Regions from separate parts of the Mus musculus genome. Here region 2 is linked to region 1. Evidence: chromatin contacts called from ENCODE Hi-C or POLR2A ChIA-PET data. All regions are on one chromosome and are shown on one strand. The core of a region is the stretch at or near the end of the contact, and the rest is flanking DNA. Distances in the headings are between cores, read along the strand shown. Region 1 overlaps Pdzd2 (PDZ domain containing 2). Region 2 overlaps Pdzd2 (PDZ domain containing 2).

Region 1 (3,339 bases), core at 421-2,920:
GGGACCTTTGAAAAAGCAGTCAGTGCTCTTAACCACTGAGCCATCTCTCCAGCCCCAAGACTCTGTATTTAAAACCAATTAATAATTATAAAGCTTTGAGGACATATACTTAACATTTGGGGTAACACTGCTCATACGAAGACCTTTTGTGGGTCACTTGTCAAAGTGATATTAGCCCAAGAGAGTGCAGTGCATGCTACTGGGCTTTCTGAGGAGACACCCTAGGACAGAGCGGCTCTCAGCACCTGCCCTGAGTGACATGCCATGCCCCCCCCAACTGCCCCCCTTCCAACGGTCCCTGCTTCTCGGAGCTGTGTGCTCTTTTGTGCCTCTGTGCTTTCAGCCTGGTGTTCTCCTCCCCACTCGGAGCAATCCGTCCCTCATGAGCCCCTCTCAAGCTTCCTCTACCGTTAAGGCTTCCTGGAATAACTGGCTTTCAGATCCCCTGTTTGGACAAGTCACTTCAAAGCCGAGCTGAAGCTCAGTACCAACAAGGGCCCCACCTGGAGCGTCGGCTCCGTCTCCTGTGCAGCGCAAAAAAAAAAAAAAAAAAAAAAAAGCAAGCCTCCCTGTGGTTTGGAGGTTGAACTGTTTCTTGGTACAGTCCGAGTCACTCATAGTCAGATAAATAGATGCTGGAATGAGGTAAGACACGAAGCCTCTGCCCAGTCTAGGCCAAAGCTAAGGAATACAACCAACGGTGTCTGTCTTTCCAGAACTGCTGACGGCAGAGACATTTGGGTAAAGAAACCCAGGCAGAAGATTTCTGGTGTCTCCTATCTGAAAGCAAACAAAGAGGGAAATGGGCAAGTTTAAATGTCCATTCTGCTTGTCCCAGTTACTTTAAGGCCATTAAAGCAGGGTGGTGGTTCCTAGATCTGAGCGCTCTACAATTGGAGAGAGAAAAAAACCAAAGGTCTAGATGCAGGCTGTGGACTTCTGAGAAACAGTATTGAGATGGCTTATGTTTGCAGAACTTCTAGAGGGTTCCCGTTTGCTTACACTTCCCTTTCCTCTCCCCTACCCTATACAGGATGGGATGGGTCCTCAGACCATCCCCCTTCCCCAGGGAAGAGCAGGGAAGTTCGTCCTGACTCCAGCGAGACTCCTGCAGTCACCGAGCAAGTCCTCCAACCTGAGAGCCTCAGCCAGCCTGTGTCTCCCGGGACCTCGGAGCCTGAGTCCCAGGGCGTATCTAAAATGAAGCCAGCCAGCCAGAGAAGCCTGTCTCCCAGGGAGAAGGCCTCAGCTCTTCCCGACTCCAGCAGGACTTGGGCTGGCCCTGGGGACAGCACTCCCAGCACCAGGAGAGCAGCTGTCCCCATGAGCATAGGAGAGACACGAGCTACGGCCATCCCTCATCCCTCCCTCCTGGGTCAGGAAAGGAGCCGAGACCCCTCGGGTCCCAGCAAGGCCCTGGAAACTCCAGGACACTGCGTACCTACAAGCTTGAAAGATAGGGCTCTGCTTGAAGAAACAGCGTCAGCATCTGGAAAGTTGTCACACGCCGGTCCCTCTGTGCCAGTGACTACTGATGGGACCCTGTCGGGGAGCACAGAGAGCCCGGTGACAGACATTGACAAGTTCATTGGGGAAGCCCCGGAGGCGTGGCTTTCTCAGTCTCCTCAGAGAGCAGACTGCAGGACTCACCAGGACATTTTTGAGAGTCAGCCACCAGGGGGAGCTGGGGGTGGCAGTTCCCACCATGGGAAGACCGGAGGCACAGGCTCACCCCCACCCCCTCAGTGGACCTTCCAGCCTTCCGTTCTGGATTCCGTCCATCCTGACAAACAGTTGGCTGGGAACAAAAACTTTCTGAACAACTACTCCAGAAATTTTAGCAGTTTCCACGAAGACGGCGTCTCGGAACCTTCGCCCTCGTCCATGTATGGCGATGCTGAAGACTCGTCTTCAGACCCCGAGTCTCTTGTTGAAGATCCACGAGCAGCGGCCAGGAACAACTGGCCAGCTCCTCCATCTCATGAGTCCTCCCGTAAGGAAGGTAGCAGTGAGTCTGAGGACGAGCAAATAGAAATCTGTGCCCCAGGTGGTTGTCCTGAGACCCCAGTGCCTGCCCAAGCTCCTGCCCAGGCTGCAGGCGGCGCAGTTCCCTCGGTACAGCAGACTGTGAGGGAGCCGGTGGGGGACGCCTGCGAGAAAGCCTGCTTCATGACAGGAGCCTCGAACACTTGCATCCCGGGCTCTTCCCAGCCATTTTCCTTCCTGGATGTAAGCTCTCTGGAGCATGAGACTTGGGCGGGCGTACAGACTTCACGGAGCCACATGCCCGGGTGCGCAGAGGAAACCTTGGCGGTCAGCAGCACCGGCTCAGTCGTGGGAGACAGCCAGCCTTCTCAAACGACCAGACCTTGTGGAAACCCGCCATTTGTGCTCAGGAACCCAGATATGGTAAATGGTTTGGGACAGGACCTGCTGGATGAGGGAACCCCAGACAAAGGAGCAGATGCCTCTCATGTCATGAGCAGTGTGTATGCCCTGGGGGCCGAGGGCCCTAAGAATGGAGAGGCCGTTTTGGCAAACCTACACATTGCCAAGGGCGGCAACCTGGACGGCTTGCTACAGAAACCAAAAACGACCTCCAGGAGGCCTATCATGACCTGGTTTAAAGACATAAATAAAGACAGCCAAGGCGCACATCTGCAGAGCAAATCTGAGAAGGAACAACCCTCAATGCTGGCTATGAGTCCTGGCTCGAAAGGCAACACGGTGAACCCCAGCCACAGAAAGGGAATGGCTGTGCCTAAGAGTCCACCTCCCCGGCAGAAGAGTCAAGAAAATAAGGACCTATCCCCTAAAAGCCCAGTGGAAACACTAAGTAACTGTCAGAAGCCCAAGGGCAGCCCGAAGCTTAAGAGGCTGAACAGCAAAAGCAAAGCCAGTCCGGAGGCACCTGTGGCCAGTCCCGCTAAGGGCGGCAGGACCGACCACAGGAAGTCCTTGCCTTCACCCCAGGCTGCCCATAAAATGCTTTCTAAGGCAGTGTCACACAGGCTCCACATAGCTGACCAAGAGGAGCCTAAGAACACTGCTGGAGACACCTCCAAGCCTCCCCAGTGTGTGCCAGAGAGCAAGCCACCCCTGGCTGCCTCTGGGTCGCTGAGGACCTCCGCATCTGACACAAGCATTAGAACCATTACTTCTCCCCTGACCTCCCCCAAGCCTCTCCCTGAGCAAGGTGCAAACAATAGGTTCCACATGGCTGTCTACCTGGAATCTGACACAAGCTGTCCAGCCACCTCCAGGCCCCCTAGGTATGGACCAGAGGGCAAGGTGCCCCATGCTAACTCTGGGTCAGTGAGTCCCTCCGCATCGAGGACC
Region 2 (3,339 bases), core at 567-3,066, 130 kb before region 1:
GTCCTGGGAGAACGCCTTTGCGAGTCCTCAGTCAGATGAAGAGGCCCAACTTCTCCTCCCACTGGGTCCTCAATTGCCTTAGAGCCTGAGCTGAGTGTGCACACCTGTTTTTCCTTGTGTTGCCTCATACCCTGGGGGCGCAGGCTGTCCCAGCTCAGCAATCATGGCCATGTGAGCTAGGTGTGGTGGTGTTTGCCTTCTGAGACCTTGGGATGTCTTAAGCCAGCTACGTCTATTTTTAGACTGGGCTTGTTGTGATGAGAAGAGGGTCACTTTTGCAAGACTGTGACCTGAACGCGCTCAGTTGTTTTCCTGAGGGCTCCCTTGGGTATTGGTGGACTAAATATTTCATTCAGCTGGGTGGTGGCGGCAGTGCGTGCCTTTAATGACAGTGCTCTGGAAATGGAGGCAGGTGGATCTCTGTGAGTTCAAGGCTGGAGTAGTCTACCGATCGAGTACCAGGGTAGTCCAGGGTTATAAGGAGATCTCCTTATAGGGGAAAAAAAAAGTTAAAAGTTTGTGTCCAGGGGTTTGAGGAACAGAGGGGCTGCAGGCTTGTTGTGGTCAGCTTATGGGAGTGGGAAATAGATTTGAGCCTCTTATCAGAGTGTCTATCAGAATTCGCAGACGGCTCTGTGTGAATTGGCACCCGTAGCAGATGTGGTCTCATTTGTGTGTTTGTAAACTCCATGGAATTGTGGCAGATATGGGTGCCACGCGCTAGCAAGGGTTCGAAGGCACTGGTGAAGCCTGGTGCCAACACTCGGATGGGGAGGGGGGCACCGCAGCCTCTGTGGAAAGTAGAGGCTACCAGGTGGAGGTGGCAAGGGAAACTGGGGTCCAAACACTAGGTAGCCATAGTCAGGATCTCTTAGGATCCAGGGAAACCCTCAGGGCCGCAGGACTGGAGTAGGTGTGTGTGTGTGTGTGATTGTGCCTGGCGCCAGCCAGGTAGAGCATATTATAAACCCATGGCTGCTAGGAGTTAGGGAAGACAGGAAATAACATCGCTCACACTGGAGAACATACAGAAAGACAAGAGAAATGGCAGAAAGTTTTCTTAAGAGCTTAGAGTAGAGGTGCCCAGGAGGGAGGGGCGGGAGGTCCTTAGAGGAAAGGAAGGAAAGGAAAGGCAGCCTTGAGCAGAATGTGTCACTAATACACTCAGGTGGAAATGCCAGCCTCCCGTGGTTATCTGGGTGAGAAGCAAAGGAAGTCGAGACACAGAGAGAAGCGTCTGATGTCATGGGCGGCATTCTGGATGCTTTAGAATTCTTCCTCCTATATTACAGCTGGCGTGTACAATGACACCCATGCTTCTCTGGTACTTAGAGGTGGTGGATGCGTAAATGCCTACATGTATGTATGCATGCTCACCACGTGTGTGTGCCGGCGCCCTCAGAGGCCCCGGAACTGGCCTTAAAAGTAATTGTGAACTGTCCAGTATTGGGAATCAAACCCAGGTCCTCTACGAGAGCGACAGGTGCTCCTAGCCACTGAGGTACCGTTTCACCCCCAGCTTGTTAAGTAGAAGCAAACTCTGCCAGCTGGGGCTTCTGTTCTTAATTTTACAGCCACTTTATTCTTTACACCTTTTTTTCCTCTTTGCCTTCATCAGTAAAAGAGGAAACAGGACCTGGTTCATTTTTCTCCTGAGAAGGAAGACGCAGCTCTCTTCCAGCCCAGCTATTGATGATGGACTGACCCAGGAGGTGATTAGATGCCTCTCTGTGCAACTCTGGGCGAGTGTTTCATGTCTCTCTTCCGGGGAAATCCCGGGTGATGTGTGATTCTGTTCCGCCCTCGTCAAGTACCCAGTGGCCTGATTAGAGCTGGCAGCCCCTCTGGGAACTGCTCAACACTGACTTCTGAGTCCTTTAACACTGCTACGCACTCAAAGTTCCGTTTCTTTCCCTGTTGTCGCTTTCAATTAAGCCGGGAACTTCTGGAGCCAGGAGAGCCATGTGTAGTCTGGCTAGTGATGTCCACACTCTGGAATGGCAGAGAGGAGACTGAGATGTGGACAGTCCGCACCACTATAGCGTCACTTGATCAGTGCACACCCTGTGACCACGACCATGTTATTACAGTACTGAAGCCAGGCTTGGCAAATACACTGTCCTCTGTCTCAGAAGGCTTCATAGTTACTAATAAGCAGAGGTTCCTACAATTCCTTGTAGTCATTTGGTAAAGCTCACTTTTTTTTTCTAGAGAAGTTACAGTCAAGGTAAAATAAAGCATCAAGTGCATATTTTTAATAAATGCCCTTCCTTAACGCTGCTGACCCCTCCTACGTTCCTTAACGCTTCTGACTGCTCCTTCCCAAACAAGCCCGCCCCCCCCCCAGAGTTATTTGCCTCCTATTACATTTGCAATGAATGCCTCCAGCGCTGATAACTGCTGAAGGCCCACATATTTCTTTGGTTGGTATTTTGTTGCTTTTTGAGACAGTGTTGCTATGTAGCTTCCGCTGGCCTTGCATTCATGGTCTTGCCCAGGCTGCTACTGAGCCTGGTCCTTCGGGGTCAGCTTCAAGAATGGCTGGCATTGCAGTGGTGCCCCACCATACCTGGGTACCCACTTTCTTAGTTGATTACAAACCAGAGTGGCCTGATCCTAGTGCCCACCCTTCTCCCAAGGATTAGGAATACCAGCAGGTTCAGGTCTTGGCAGCCTTTAATTGCCTGAATTTGTATTGTTTCTGGGCAGCAGGCACACTACTCGGCCCTTTGTTTTCTAGCTACTTTAGATAAGGTTTAAGACCTGGAAGTCACTCTCGACTCATTCCCATGAGAAATCGCCTCCATTTCTTTCTAGCAATTCTTCTTGTGGGAAGGAAGGGGGAGAAACAAAAACCTGATTGTTTGGAGGCCCCGGGAAAGAGGTTTACGTACACGACCCAACTTCCTCAGCAGCATCAGAAGGCTGCAGGTTTGTGAGTCAAGTTCCCACAACCAGAGACGCATCTGTGATGCTAGGGGATTCTTCCTGGTAAAGGCGATAAGTACCTGGAAAGTAGAGCTTTGAGCTCAAACAAGTCACTGAGTGGTAGTGGCTTTCGAGAGATTTCTTCCAAGAGCTTCCTCCACCCTTCTCCACTTGAGGAAGAAACACTCTGATACCTTTTGATCATAATGAAGCTGTGGTAAACTCAGAAAGCTGAATTAGCATGAGATCAGGAAAACTGCAGGCTGCATGTGGCTTCTGCTGCCTCTGTTGGGCGTGTGGAAGACAATAGCAGAGGGCGCAGAGAGGGAAGGGCTGAGTAGCCACAGAAACAAGTTCCTGTTTTAATTCACAGAGGTTTCTCACATATTTACCACACAGAGAAACAACGGT

The links. A loop is a pair of places that touch in the nucleus more often than their neighbours do. ChIA-PET counts read pairs that join two places held with the same protein, here RNA polymerase II (POLR2A).
Region 2: a map of left cerebral cortex shows a loop between it and region 1 (2.2-fold over the local background). The contact joins two enhancer-like sites. A Hi-C loop is called at or near these places in 3 of 37 maps with a recorded cell type or tissue (gastrocnemius, heart and left cerebral cortex). POLR2A ChIA-PET finds 5 or more read pairs at or near these places in 1 of 5 experiments (embryonic stem cell).

What each region holds. Positions count from the first base shown.
Region 1 is chr15:12,374,075-12,377,413 of GRCm38, reverse strand. Pdzd2 (PDZ domain containing 2) reads left to right here. Exons shown (of 26, transcript NM_001081064.2): 21 at 1,034-3,339. Among named protein-coding and RNA genes, the nearest start is that of Golph3, 54 kb to the right of the region's middle. Within about 2 kb of position 1,670, at least 2 of the 3 ENCODE cell types and tissues checked have a DNase peak (open chromatin) inside an H3K27ac peak, as active enhancers do; they include gastrocnemius and heart, where a contact is called at or near this core.
Region 2 is chr15:12,500,820-12,504,158 of GRCm38, reverse strand. All of the region lies in intron 3 of Pdzd2 (PDZ domain containing 2), which reads left to right. Among named protein-coding and RNA genes, the nearest start is that of Gm52211, 11 kb to the right of the region's middle. Within about 2 kb of position 1,816, at least 2 of the 3 ENCODE cell types and tissues checked have a DNase peak (open chromatin) inside an H3K27ac peak, as active enhancers do; they include gastrocnemius and heart, where a contact is called at or near this core.